Linked DNA regions of Homo sapiens: regions 1, 3 and 4 are each linked to region 2. Evidence: chromatin contacts called from ENCODE Hi-C or POLR2A ChIA-PET data. All regions are on one chromosome and are shown on one strand. Each heading gives the region's core, a stretch centred on a gene start or an enhancer-like site at or near the end of the contact. The rest is flanking DNA. Distances are from core to core; before and after follow the strand shown.

The links. A loop is a pair of places that touch in the nucleus more often than their neighbours do. ChIA-PET counts read pairs that join two places held with the same protein, here RNA polymerase II (POLR2A). Pooled maps may share reads with other maps.
Region 1: a loop to region 2 is called in a map with no recorded cell type, with 11 times the contacts of the local background. The contact joins the promoter of MS4A1 here to the enhancer-like site in region 2. A Hi-C loop is called at or near these places in 3 of 37 single-sample maps with no recorded cell type and 4 of 50 pooled maps.
Region 3: a loop to region 2 is called in a map with no recorded cell type, with 12 times the contacts of the local background. The contact joins two enhancer-like sites. A Hi-C loop is called at or near these places in 2 of 37 single-sample maps with no recorded cell type and 6 of 50 pooled maps. POLR2A ChIA-PET finds 5 or more read pairs at or near these places in 1 of 52 experiments (B cell).
Region 4: a pooled map shows a loop between it and region 2 (6-fold over the local background). The contact joins the promoter of MS4A7 here to the enhancer-like site in region 2. A Hi-C loop is called at or near these places in 2 of 37 single-sample maps with no recorded cell type and 4 of 50 pooled maps.

The regions. Positions count from the first base shown.
Region 1 is chr11:60,454,058-60,457,636 of GRCh38, forward strand. MS4A1 (membrane spanning 4-domains A1) reads left to right here and starts at 1,790. Exons shown (of 8, transcript NM_152866.3): 1 at 1,790-1,888.
Region 2 is chr11:59,215,637-59,219,329 of GRCh38, forward strand. No RefSeq gene overlaps it. Among named protein-coding and RNA genes, the nearest start is that of MPEG1, 4.6 kb to the left of the region's middle. Within about 2 kb of position 1,280, at least 14 of the 41 ENCODE cell types and tissues checked have a DNase peak (open chromatin) inside an H3K27ac peak, as active enhancers do.
Region 3 is chr11:61,060,014-61,063,252 of GRCh38, forward strand. It overlaps LINC02954 (long intergenic non-protein coding RNA 2954), which reads left to right. Exons shown (of 4, transcript NR_186234.1): 3 at 1,698-1,862. All of the region lies in intron 1 of LOC105369325 (a long non-coding RNA gene), which reads right to left. Among named protein-coding and RNA genes, the nearest start is that of LINC02954, 6.2 kb to the left of the region's middle. RefSeq lists enhancers at 903-2,102, 1,168-1,407, 1,758-1,997. Within about 2 kb of position 1,283, at least 7 of the 41 ENCODE cell types and tissues checked have a DNase peak (open chromatin) inside an H3K27ac peak, as active enhancers do.
Region 4 is chr11:60,377,046-60,380,470 of GRCh38, forward strand. It overlaps MS4A7 (membrane spanning 4-domains A7), which reads left to right and starts at 1,487. Exons shown (of 7, transcript NM_021201.5): 1 at 1,487-1,619. RefSeq lists enhancers at 519-758, 1,439-1,488.

The sequences.
Region 1 (3,579 bases), core at 540-3,039, 1.2 Mb after region 2:
TTGGGGGAAGAGTGATGGTGATACATCAAATAAGATGCTATTGACAAGTCCAAATTGTAGTGAGAATTTCAACACACTCAAGCACTAAAATGTTGATCATTCAAATGAGCAAAGACAAGGTAAATGTTTATGCATTCATACAAATTCAAATTCAAGTTTATTTGGGAAGAATCATACATAGAGCCACCTAAGTTATCTCATTGGCCACAAAGTAGCAAACAACCTGAGACTGACTGGGGAAATACAGGGCTCAAACAGAGAAAAGGATGCAAAAGACCAGGTTGTGCTGCCACAACTCAAGCCCCTTTGCTGCCATACATTTGCCAAGTCCTGACCCTGTTCCCATGCCAACTAAAATGAAGGCACATGCCTCTAACCACCCCACCATCCAGGACTCAAACCTCAGGTTTCACAATCATCCACAACTCAGACCCTAGGTAATTGTCCTCCCATCACCAATCACTCAAGCATTTCAGCAGATATGCATAGACCCTCAATTAGAATGTTAAATGGATGATGGATCTTCTGTTCCCACTCTCCTTCACTCTACAGCATCTCTGAGAGGTGACTGCATGACTTTACTTGAGTATTCTTGAAGAAGTAAATTCTCTATTGAAATGGTAGCCAGTTCCCCTAATGAACGGCTCCAACAATTTTTTTTTTTAGAGTGGCATCTTTTTAAATATCACACCACAATCAGCCTCCCCAGAACTACTTCTACCCAGTGGATCTAACCCTATGGTTCCAAACTATCTTAAATTTAAAAAGAGAGGCAGAAAGAGAAAGAGAGAAGAGATGAAAGAGAGAGACAGGAATGAACCTCGAATTAGGCAACAGAGCTGCCTGCCATATTTCATCCCTTTAGATTAAATAAACAAATAATTACCTAACTATAGCTCTGTGTCTCTAATAAAATGAAGCAATGAACAGGGAAATAAAAATGTAATTAAAAATCCCACATATGAACATAAAAGTTGAATATTGTAGGGGGAGAGAGAGGACATTATCTTTGGGCAAAACTTTGATTCACATCCCAAATATTTAGACTCTCCTGACACTACCAACTTCTTCCATTTCCCTACTTGATCTAGTACTGTGCTTGATGACCCTGCAGCTCCAGACTAGACTAAAAAGAGAGGGGACACAAGGGAACTTGACAGACAGAAGAAAAAGGTGGGTTCAGAGGTAAAAGTGCTATTTCAATTTATATTTCCAAATATGGAGGCTAATTCTTGCTTTGAGTGGCTGGGTACATGTACTATGGCACTAAAGTATAATTTTAGGCCATTTCTGCTAAATCTGACACAAGATATATACATGGTTCATAAGAAACTTAAGTGTGAGCCAATGAGGACAATATTTGGGGACCCCTAAGTATAGTGCTGCCAAGTGTACAGCCTCAGTGATTCTTGAATCTCTGCATGGATGCCTCCTGCCCACCTACTCAGCCCTAAAAGTGAAGCCAGAAGGTAAAAGTCAGTGCTAACGGCCCATCTTTGACCAACTTCTAGAATCTTTCTTGTCCTCAGGGACCTACCATCCACACCTGCTTATAGGGTGGGGGCTGCAGAAGTTCTTCTAATTAAGGTAGCATGAGCATGCCAGGCAGTCCCCTGGGGTCTTTTTCAAGAAGTGAAACCTGGTAAGGCAGAAACTTTTTTTGCACCTCCTTCAGCTATGGTAAGTGTTAAACCAAAGTAATTGGAGCGAAGCCCAAGGTAGCAGAAGCTACTGATTTCCTGTCACCTGATGTCTATCAGCGATTTCATCTTCAGGCCTGGACTACACCACTCACCCTCCCAGTGTGCTTGAGAAACAAACTGCACCCACTGAACTCCGCAGCTAGCATCCAAATCAGCCCTTGAGATTTGAGGCCTTGGAGACTCAGGTAAGGAATCAATTTGCTTTCTTTAAATGACTTAAAGGAGGTGATGGATAAGGTATAGAATGGTTTTGAAGACTGGAGGTTCTTGATCTTAATTCTAGAGTTTCCCTAGTCAGACTTCCTAATAGTTCTATGACTTAAGGAGGGGTGACGATATCAAGGCTTGCTGCCCACTCACTCCTCTAATCAGTCTCCCTCTCAACAATTACCCTATGCAGTCAACTGTGAATCATTCCACAAAAGTAGTAGATTGCAGCATATATATTAAATCATGGTTTCTAAACCATTGGGTTCAAACTGGAGCTCTACCACTAACAAACAATATAACCTTGGGCAAATTACTAAACCTCTAAAGCCTCAGCTTCCTCATCTATAAAATGGGGGCAATGGTACCCATTACATTAGGAAAATTGGAACTAAAATCCTGAATCCCTTAGGACTTCCCAATACCAAATGAGAAAATAATCAGTCATAGGCATAATGAAAAAAACTCCATTTGTCTTCCTGTAAATGCTTTTGTCTACATTAAATGTAAATATACCTAGAAGTATAGGTGGCTTTACAGGCTAACATTTTCTGGAGGGGATTTGTGGACACCAAGTTGAGCATGAAATCCTGCCTCAAATCTATCACATGGGAAACCAAGAGTAAGAGGGGGCGCTGCAGATGTGGGGGAGCTCTAATGAAGGAAAACAAGGATTAATTTTAATCATGCCATTACTGTTTTCTGAATCCAGTATATAAGTGATTCCCTTTCCCTGTTTCCCATAAAATGGCTTAATCTCACTGAGAATCCGGTGGAAAGAAATGTTTAATCCAGCATTGTGAGCATTTTTGTGTGTGTGTTTTGTTTGTTTGTTCATTTTTTAGTGGAGACAAGGTTTCTCCATGTTGGCCAGGCTGGTCTCGAGCTCCCGACCTCAGGGGATCCACCTGCCTCGGCTTCCCAAAGTGCTGGGATTACAGGTGTGAGCCACTGCACCTGGCCATTGTGAGCACTTGTTAAGCTTCCCTGAGGAAGTAGCTGAGTTTGATGTTCAGCTTAATGTAACTGAGCTCATAGTACATAGAAAACAGGTTCCCTATGCAAGTCTAGTAGGATACAGGATTCTCCGAAGAAAGTAGTTGATGTCTAGTAAGGAAAGCAAAGAGCTAGGAGCTCTGAAGAATTCCTTGCAATCAGGCAAGGAGAGCAGGAACGCCCTCAGGTGATGTGCATATCTAATGCAGAGTTTGATTGAAAGTAAAGAGGGAGGGAGAAGGAACACTTCAAAGTTGAGAAGATTCAGGAAAGAAGGTAGAGGACATGTATAGACCAGTGGCTCTGGTGGCGGTAGTGGGATATGAGCTTGGGAAGTCATACAGGGCTGAATTCCAAAGGCCTTGAGGGGTTAGATGAAGGGTTTCTCCAGCAGGTAATGACAGGCCAGCAAAGGAGTTCAGGCTCAGGAAGAGCATCACTCAAAACAGTGATCGGGAGCTTGATGTAGCAGCCTTGTGGACAATGGATTAGAAAAGAGAAAGACTGAAGGCAGAAAAGCATGAATGGAAATGAGAAACTCACAGGTGACTCTGGATATAGAAAAAAGACCCACATGCAAAATGTATTGCAGAGGTAGAAATGGCATGACTTGGCCACTGACTGACCAACAGCCAAGATGAAGATGGACTGAGAGATGATGGAGCTAAAGTGA
Region 2 (3,693 bases), core at 30-2,529:
AAATTGGCAGTCATGGCACTGGTGGAAACATCTTTTAGCATGCGAATGCACTACAATTAGTGTATAATGAACAATGAGGATGACCAGAGTTCACTCTTGTCGCCATCTTAGTTTTGGTGGGTTTTGGCTGCCTTCTTTACTGCATGCTCTTTTATCAGAAAGATCTTTGTGATCTGTATCTGTATCTTATGCCAATCTTCTATCTCATCCCATGACTTAGAATACTTAACCCTCTGGGAATGCAGCCCAGCCTTCTTTTACCCAGCCCCTATTCGAGATGGAGTTATTCTGGTTCAAATATCTCTGACAATAATGTTATGAAAAAAAAGAATGATAAACATTCAGCATGACCCCAACTATGTACATAACTAGAGGGATGTACGCCAATGCATAGACAGTAATTACATCTGGTTGAGAGGTTTTTCTAAATTATTTTAATTTTTTCCTCTTTTCTGTGTTTTTTGAGTTTTCAACAATGAGCATGTATTTATTAACTCGAGAAATTTGTATTCAGAGCCTATTAAGTACCAAACACTGATGGGTATTGGGTAATCATCACTTTTGTGCTCAGGAAAATAACCAATGCACAACCATGTAAAAAAAAAACAAAAGAAACAGGCCAGGCAGGGTGGCTCATGCCTGTAATCCCAGCACTTTGGGAATCCGAGGTGGATGGATCACTTGAGGCCGGGAGTTCAAGACCAGCCTGGCCAACATGGAGAAACCACATCTCTACTAAAAATACAAAAAAATTAGCCAGATGTAGTGGTGACACACAACTGTAATCCCAGCTACTTGGGAGGCTGAGGCAGGAGAATTGCTTGAACCCAAGAGTTCGAGGCTGCAGTGAGCCGAGATCGTGCCACTGCACTCCAGCCTGCGAGACAGAGTGAGACTGTCAAAAACACAAACAAACAAACAAACAAAAAAACTTAGTTCTGGAATTTTTATATTCCTGAAATGACCCAAAGCCTATGGATTATGTGACTGCTGTGCTCAAGGAAGTTCTCTTTCCAGTTCTCTGGGAAACAGTGAAAGGAGAAGTGCAAATGATGGGAAATTTGGCTTAACTTAATTTTACATACCAGGAGCAGAAGAACTGCTCATAACAGTCACATATGAGGAAGTGGTGACCAGTGCATTTTACCCACAACTTTTCTGTTTTATTCTGTTCACCAGAAATTTCCTTTGCTTTTTCTTGTACTGGAATGCATATGCAGTCACATAACCTCCCCAGATGGCCACACTTGAGGAGTAATGGCCTGTGGCTAACACTGATCTCTAAAAGAAAGAGGCATCTTGTCTACAAAAACTTTGCATCTGCGTTGCTGAACGGCGATTTCACTTCCTCCAAAAAGAGGCAAGAAGGAAGTCCCACATCTGCTTTCTTTCTCTGTTTGATCCCGTGCAACCTTCTGACACCATCTCATTCAGCGCCAAACCGTGATTCATATCTGAGGTTCGCTTCTGTGTGGGCTTGGAACTAATCCAGGTGTTTCCTACTTCTGCATTTCACCTGTGGTCTAAAATGGGGAGGAAAGTCTAGTTGCATTTGCTGGGACAATTCCCTTTCAGCAGGAATCTAGGAAACCAGTGTGAAAACTGATGGTTAAATAATTACTAAGTAGATCAGAGAACTATGGCTTTTAAAGACTTTGCAGTAAACTTTGTTATGGAAAATCTGGAAAGTATCAGTGAACAAAGTGGCAGTATTTTCCTTTCTGAACAGTTGATTCCTAGCCTGACGTTTTAAGAGTTGCGTTGTCAGCTTCTTCCCCTCAGAGGCTCTTCTTTCCACCAGGATCATTTGGTGATCTGACCACAAAACTAAGAACATAGTGATTTCATGACTCCTTTTAATCTGGAGGGTGAAAACAGGAGGCCCATGTGAAGTGTTGCATATTCCCATTAAAAGCTAGGCCAGAATTTGATGGCCTAAGCCATTTCATTTCTGTTCTCTATTAGCACTCTTTTTCTTCCTCTCTCTTCCACTTTCCTTGATCCATTTTCTCATCATCAATTATTCCCCTTCTGCTCTTTTTTTTCTCTTTGGCGTTTGCAAATTTAGATTTGGAGGACACATGTCAGTGATTTGAGGTGGTACTTCCACTGGACTAAAGAGGAGCTGGTTTGAGGGTGTGAGCCTGTAGTCTCAGCTATTCAAGAAGCTGAAGCAGGAGGATCCCTTGAGCCCAGGAGTTCAAGGCCAGCCTGGCTAACATAGTGAGACACTGAAAAAAAAAAGCAAGAAAGCAGGAAGGAAGGAAGGAAGGAGGGAAGGAAGGAGGGAAGGAAGGAAGGAAGGAAGGAAGGAAGGAAGGAAGGAAGGAAGGAAAAGAAAAGAAGAGACAAGAAAAGAAAAAGAAAAACAAAAGAAAAGAAAAAGAAGAAGGACACCCTGATGTGGCAAAAGCTTAGCCCTTTTGGCCTGTAGGCTTCCACACTCCTCTTCCATGTCATGGCAGACATCACTGAGCAGTAATACCCTTGATTTCCACTGAGCCCTGAAGTTGCCTCAACATCATTCTCAACACAGTTCTCTAGGACATTCTAGTGAAAGCCTAATTCATCAATCCATTAAATAAATACTCCTTGAGCATCTGTTATTGGTCATTTGAAGAGTCTAGGAGACAGAGTAAGCCCTGAGAGCCATTGTTTCCTCTCCGTCTATCCTCCAAGCTACGCTCTACAAAGATTGAGCATTAGGACCAACTTACTTCCACTGCCCATCTGCCTTCAGGCTCCCAAATAACATTAGCCTAATATAAAAAGTACCTCTTGCATTATCCTTCAGCCGAAAACAGTTTAGTATGAAGAGCTTTGCACACACAGGACTGGAAACACAGTGGAATTTCTCTTAGGTCCTCATTTCTCCAGTCTCCACTTCTTCCCTCTCATGTAACTTCCTTCTTAAGGAAGATATGAATAAAAGCAGTGATGGAGTTGCATTTGGTCTCTCTGGATTAACTGCTGTCAGACTTCATATTTCTAAGTTTGTTTCATTATTAGGTAACATAAAACCAGTCTCACGTTCAATCTTTTCTTCTTTTACGATGGGATATTCAGATAAACTTTGAGAAGAAGCAAAGTAAAATTGCCACCATTTTTCTTTCTGCCTGAAATCACCATGAATAAGTTAAGGTGAAAACAAGCAATTTAAGTGAAGTGATTCTTCTATCACAGAATTATATAGAATTTGGAGCTTTGGGTCCTCTATTGAAATGTTCACATTGCCTCTTCTATTTATTGATAATCTTAATACGAGATTAAGAGCAAAGCCTGGACTGTGAGTCTATTCAGTCCCTCAACTTTGTTCTTGCTTTGCTAGTCACTCAAATATCTCAACTGCTAGACTGACAAATATAGATGGAAAATAGAGGTTTCAGAATTGAAATACAGGCAACATTCTGGCTCAATAGATGACTTTGTGCAAGTCCTGGAGTTTCCCTAAGCCCTCATCTTACCAACTGTGAAACACAAACAATAGGAGCTTCCTCTATACAGTAGATGAAGTTGCTAAGAGGATTGACTGCAATCATCCATGTAAATCTCAACGTGGTGCAGGCAGGAGCTCAATGTATATCAGCTCTCAGCTTTGCTTGCTGTACAGTCTTCAGGATGGGAGTGGGGGGAAAGGCATGTTAGAGCATCTCAGAAGCTTGACTTTCCTCCCCAGTTATGGATTTGACAGTA
Region 3 (3,239 bases), core at 33-2,532, 1.8 Mb after region 2:
GGGTGTGATTCCCATTTGGGGTAATAAGTAAATGCTCTTCGTAGCAACTGCATATGAGGTGAACAAATACAGCATGCCAATAGCGGGACCCTATCGACAGATGAAGCCAGGATTCCAGCACTTACTCCCAGAGCCAGTTCTTCATTATTCAAGATACAAGATCAAGGCTGGGTCCAGGTTCTGTTGAGCCTGAAGCCTATACAATTTGGGGGTCCCTCTTTAAAAAATATGATAATACACAAATAAAATTAGATAAAGGGTGCCTGTAATCCCAGCACTTTGGGAGGCCAAGGCGGGTGAATCACTTGAGGTCAGGAGTTTTAGACCAGCCTGGCCAACATGGTGAAACCCTGTCTCTACTAAAAATACAAAAATAAGCCAGACATGGTGGTAGACGCCTATAATTCCAGCTATTCAGGAGGCTGAGGCACAAGAATCTCTTGAACCCGGGAGGCGGAGGTTGCAATGAGCCAAGACCATACCACTGCACTCCAGCCTGGGCGACAGAGCTAGACTCCATCTCAAAAAAAAAAAAAAAAAAAAGATAAATGGCCTTGGGAGGGTCCTAAGACTGACCTTCTCCAGCCTTGTGGTCAGTCTGTCTGGACCTGTCTGCACATCATCCCTTTAATTATTTCCCAAAAGCTCTACATCACAAACGCATTATTGAAGATGAAGAAACGGGGCTCAGAGAGGTAGAGGAATTTGTCCAACCCAGTTGTCCAGGAAAGACCAGGCACAGTGGACTCCAAATCCCATATTCTTCCAGCCACAACATGCATTTCTTGAATAAATGCTAAAAGATGTGGTGGGTAATTGGTATTGATGAATGGAACACAAATTTGGGGCAAGTTTCAGGTTCACCCTATCCACACCCTACCCGACTCCCACCAGAACTCCTGAATATCACAAACATCCTTCCAGGACCCCACACACAAAAAGTCCCAGGTTATAACCATATTAGAGTAATGGAAAATGAGAAAATGGAAAAAACCTCCATCATTCCCAGCAAAGACTCAACAGGGCCCTCATGAAGCTCCACCTTGTTCCCACTGAGGCAGCTTCCGGCAAGTGCCTGTTTGTACAACCAGCGAGAAACACAGCTCTTGCTGATCTTAATTCTTACCCCCACTCGTTCAGTTCTCTTATGATGACAGGCACCTCAATTCAGTTTCGCAGCATCCCAAAACGTGCCGGAGTAGGCTGGGTGAGACTCTCGGGGCTCAAAGTCTATCATTACATCTTGGTTGCGACCACAGAGGGTTTTTTTTTTTCTTTTAAACACCAGCTCAAGGGCAGAAGAATTAGTCAGGGCACAGATCTTCCGGATCGCTACTGTATGGGGACCATAACATCACTGTAAGGCCCCTGTGCTGAGCCACAAACCCCACTTGGAACAAAGAAAACTCCCAGGTACTTTACCAGACACCAATTGCGCCATCCTGTTTGGGACACAGTCATTTGGCACTCCAGGTTCTCAACCCATAGTAATAACGCCTCATGCTTTTGAAACTGAAAAATGCATCCAAAAAAATCTCAGTGACACATCATGACTCATGTCCCATCCCCACCCCCACTCCCACCTCCCTCCCGCCCCACCCTAGGGAGGGGGGCTCGTCCTTTTCATTCACCCCTGATGTGAAACCAGGTTGGTCAGTGCCTGTCAATTTCACTTCCTGTTTCCTTGCTTCCATCAGAGAGCAGAGCTGTGAGGAGGGATAGATATTATGCTGTGGTGCAGCCAGACAAGCCCCACCTTGTTGTGCCTCCAGAAGAAGCACATTCTTGGCCTGGGTGGTAACAATAACATCTGGATGGAAATATCAAGTGGTATCAGGCTTCCAGACCACCATTCATGAAAGGTGCATCCACTTAGTAAGCCTCTATGGAGGCCTCTTCTGGGCCAAGTGTTTGTTCGAAGTTGTGTATGGACAGAAAGATATTCCTCCTCTCAAGGTGCCCACAGTCCAGGGCGTACTGAGAAGCCAACAGATAATGCAGTGAGATGGCTGTGGGGATTGGGGTGTTACAGAATTGGGGTGGGGTGGGGACAGCCTGCTTTCAAGGAGTCTAGGCAGGCATCTCAGAGGTGACAGCCAAGACTAGATGGAGGACAATAATAAGGATGATGACGATGATGACACTGATGAACAATATGTGCAGCGTTTTCTAACACTTTGCATTTGTTAACTCACGTATTCTTCCCAGTCACCCTTATTCCCACTTCATAGAGGAGGGAACTGAGGCATCAGGATGGTGAGTAACTGGCCCAAAGTCACATAGCTGTTACAAGCACTATATGAGGACAAGCTGACCTGCCAAAGACAGCGTAGGGATCAGGACGGAGAAAGTCACAGAGAGGAAAGGGCATGGCATTTATGGAGAGCTGCCAACATCTTGGGGCCACACAGCAAAGGGCAAAAGTGGTCCCAACATGTGGGTGTGTGGCCCACAGACACGCTTTGTTGATGGCCCATATAGTGTTTTAAGATATATATATAAACCAACGCTTGAAAATTAGGCTATTTCATATAAAAACTCAGATTCCCAAAATTATGTTGAACAATCAGGATCTGGAAACATGGAGGCCATATTCTTCCATGGCAATAATCAGAGTTGGGTTGGTTCTCTTTAGATGGGGTGTAGCCTTCACCCTGTTTCCGTACAGCCACTTCCACTGCCTGATGTCCCCTTCATCCAGTCCCATTAATCCACCAACGTGACCTGCCTGGTGTGTGTGAGACAGGGCAGAGTCAGGGCACAGAGCTACAGAACTTGGACTGAAGCGTTTCCAGTAAGAGGAGGGCAGTGGTGATGCAGCCAGACTCCTACTGCGTGGAGATGAGTCCAGCAGCTCCCTGGAAGAGGGACTGCATGGAGCATAAGACTGCAGCAGGGAAGAGGAGGAGAGGATAAAGTACTGTTCATGCAGGATCAGAACCGGGGCAAGTGTGAAGAGGTCCCTCTACTGAACTTCTACGGAGGTTGATTTTACCGGAAATCTTTTCTCTATTTTCTCCCTGGGGCTCAGGATATAAGCTATACTTAGCAAGCAGTACTTTTTCATATGGAAGACTAAGATTCGCAGAGACCCTGCCAAGGCAACTTACATAGAGCCAAAGGAGAAAAATTAGGCAGATGCTCTCGGGGGAGTTAATTTTAAGGCATTACAGCATTTAATACACAGATTCCACTTCAGTGTTAAACCAAACCAGTCGCAGAGGCTTAAAAAACAGTGG
Region 4 (3,425 bases), core at 237-2,736, 1.2 Mb after region 2:
AACTGGATATTTAACTGATTTTCTCACGAATTCCTTCTGAGGCTCAGAAGTGTGAAAGAAGCCCAAATGACCAAGGTTCTTTAACAATTTGGTCAAAACAGGTCATAGACCCAGAGGAAGGTCTGGATCCTGGAAGTTTTCTTAAGCAAAGACAGTGCTTGTTGTGGATATGAAGATGTTGACTAAGCTGGGCACAGTGGCTCACACCTGTAATCCCAGCTTTGGGAGGCCAAGGCAGGTGGATCACCTGAGATCAGGAGTTCGAGACCAGCCTGACCAACATGGTGAAATCCTGTCTCTAGTAAAAATACAAAAATTAGACAGGCATGGTGGTGGGCACCCATAGTCCCAGCTACTGGGGAGGCTGAGGCAGGAGAATCACTTGAACCTGGGAGGTGGAGGTTACAGTGAGCTGAGACTGCACCATTGCACTCCAGCCTGAGCAACAAGAGCAAAAAACTCCATCTCAAAAAAAAAAAAAGATGTTGACCAAATGGCAGACTCTTGCCATGAAGCAAGCCCAGACCTCAGTGCCAAGAGATGTGAATTAGATTCCTGCCTCTTCCACAGACTAGACATGTGACTGGGGGCAGATTCCTTCAGCAATATCACCTCATTTGGAGAAGAACTGGACTAAAATACCCTCCAAGTAGTTTATGAGTTATTTAAATCTCCCAGGCTTAGGTTTGCTCCTCTCTTAGGGGATAGCCTTGCCACCCTTCAGGAAATGGAGACTGTATATGGAGCATGTTGTGCCGCCAGCTGCTGCATGTCCCAGAGCCATCTTAAACCCTACCCTTCTGAACAATGGCTAGTCTACAAGAAGCCTTAAAAGGGATGTGAAAGTGGCAACAGTGTCCCCTCAACAACAAATACTTCCCCAAATATGAGCTTGTGTGGAGCCTGATGACTCTGCCTCTGAGGCCAATCCACTGGCATCTTTCCCAAGATGTGCCTGGACTTCCCTGAGCATGAGGCCAAAGATGGAGAATGGAAACACCCAAAAGAAGTAACAAGGAGACACGGAATTTTCCACAGGTTGCTTTCAGCTTACCAAGAGCCTGGAAAGTGAGAGAATAGATTCTCCAAAATTCAAAACTAACATTACTATTATCAATATTTATTGTCTACTTTTTGTAAACTCTTTGCATCTTTTTTCTTTAATTCTCCCAACACCCACAGAGTGGAATTATTATTATCCATCCACCATTTATTTAATAGACAAGAAAACTCAGGCTAAGCAAAACTAGATGACTTAAATAATTCTATGTAGGAGTAGGGAAAATGAATTTTAACTGGGACCGTACAAATCACTAGTCTGCACAAAGGTCTTTTTCTCATGTGTCACTTCTATCTTGTGTCATTTTGCCAGACCTCAGAATTTAGAAAGAGGAAGCAGAGGCACTTTTTATATATCAACTGTCTGTAACTACAGCAAAATTCACATCCTGTGTAATCATAAATACTGCTCTAAGAAAGGGACAGGAAGTCTCAGAGGCTGGAGAGCAGAGCACCAAGATCGTTCTGGCAGGAACAGCCAGTGGGAGGTTCCAGCTGAGCGCTCCCCAGAGGTGAGCTGATCCCCAGCCACAGCACACAGGACCAGGCTGCGAGAACAGGTAGACACCTTGGTTTAGATCATGACTTTTGGGGAAGATTGTGTGCTTTTGAAAAGACAGCCAGGGAATTGGATTATCATCCTGTCTCTGATTCTGACCACCTGTGTGAGTTGGAGCGTCAGCTCAGTCCCCTTTTTGGGTCTCAGTTTACTCACTTGTCAAATAAGAAAATTGGGTAAAACCATTCTTAGGTTTCCCTCATTGAGGTGATTTTCCTCAATGTTCTGCATTCTCCTGGTGTGTCACTCAGTCTTACAGAGTCTACTCTCAACAAATACTGTGCAATTAGACTGAATCTTGCATTAGAACCCCATGGTCCTACTCTAATTCTGTAATACAGAAAATTGCTGGGCAGAGCTGTTGACCTCCATGTCATGATTTATCTTCAAAGCACGGATTTTAGAGCTGTCTTGAAAGCTGTGGGTCCCTCCAGTCTATCTCCTCAAGGCGAATGTGGAAGGACAAAGCATCCTCTCAGACTGTGGTGTTTGGAGATGATAGCATCAGTCTGGAGACTTTTGTGAAACATAAAGAATCTTGGTTATATAGGATTCCTTCTAAAAGTAGCAACGTGTATCTAAATTCAAGTGTCATAGATTTAAATGTAATAATTCCACTTCCATACATCACTGTGAGATAATTAAATGCAGGAGGTATCACAAAAGTGCAAAGATGTTCATTATTGCATTGTTCATAGTGGCAAAAAGAAAAAATAGAAACCACCTAAATAGTCATGAACATGTGATTGATTAAATGAATCTAGAGACCTCCATTTATTTAAATATACCATTTGGCTTTTTGGTTGTAGTAAAATATGCTTAAAATAATTGTAGCCTTTTAACCATGTGTTTTTTTGTTGTTTTTTGTTTGTTTGTTTGTTTGTTTTTTAATTGAGAAAGAGTTTTGCTCAGTCACCCAGGCTAGAGTGCGTGATCTCGGCTTACTGCAACCACTGTCTTCCAGGTTCAAGCGATTCTCCCATCTCAGCCTCCTGAGTAGCTGGGATTACAGGCACTCACCATCATGCCTGGCTAATTTTTGTATTTTTTTAGTAGAGACGGGGTTTCACCATGTTGGCCACGCTGGTCTTGAATTCCTGACCTCAGGTGATCTGCCCGCCTCGGCCTCCCAAAGTGCTAGGATTACAGGCATGAGCCGCTGCACCCAGCCTTAACCATTTTTAGGTGTACAGTTCAGTGGCATTAAGCACATTCACACCATTGTGCAACCATCACCACCACCCAACTCCAGAACTTTCTTGTCTTCCCAAACTGGAACTCCGTGCCCATTAAACAATAGCTTTCCATTCCCCTCTCCCGCCAGCCCCTGGCAACCACCATTCTACTTTCAGTGAATTTGACTCTTCTAGGTGCCTCACATAAGTAGAATCATACAATATTTGTCCTTTTGTGACTGGATTATTTCACTTGCCATATTGTCTTCAAGGTTCATCCATGTTGTGCCATGTATCAGAATCTATCATTTGCTTTTAAATTTAGGCTTTTTATTATTTCTATTCATCGGTCAAAGATGTCTACAGAATAATGTTGAGTACAAAAAGAACAGTTATAAAATGGCATGGATAGAATGACTATTTCCGTAGAATTGTGAATGTCTGTGAACATATATAAAGAGGAGAGAGATAAAGTGACAGATGGGAAGAGAGAATGTAAAGAATATGTGCATAGGAAACAAGAGTGATCGGGTGGCAGTTGAAAGTTAAGGAGCTAATTTGTTTTCTTCTTCAAACTGTATTCCCTTGTAATGGTGGTACTTTATGCACTCTTTCAAACAGAACAAACAGTT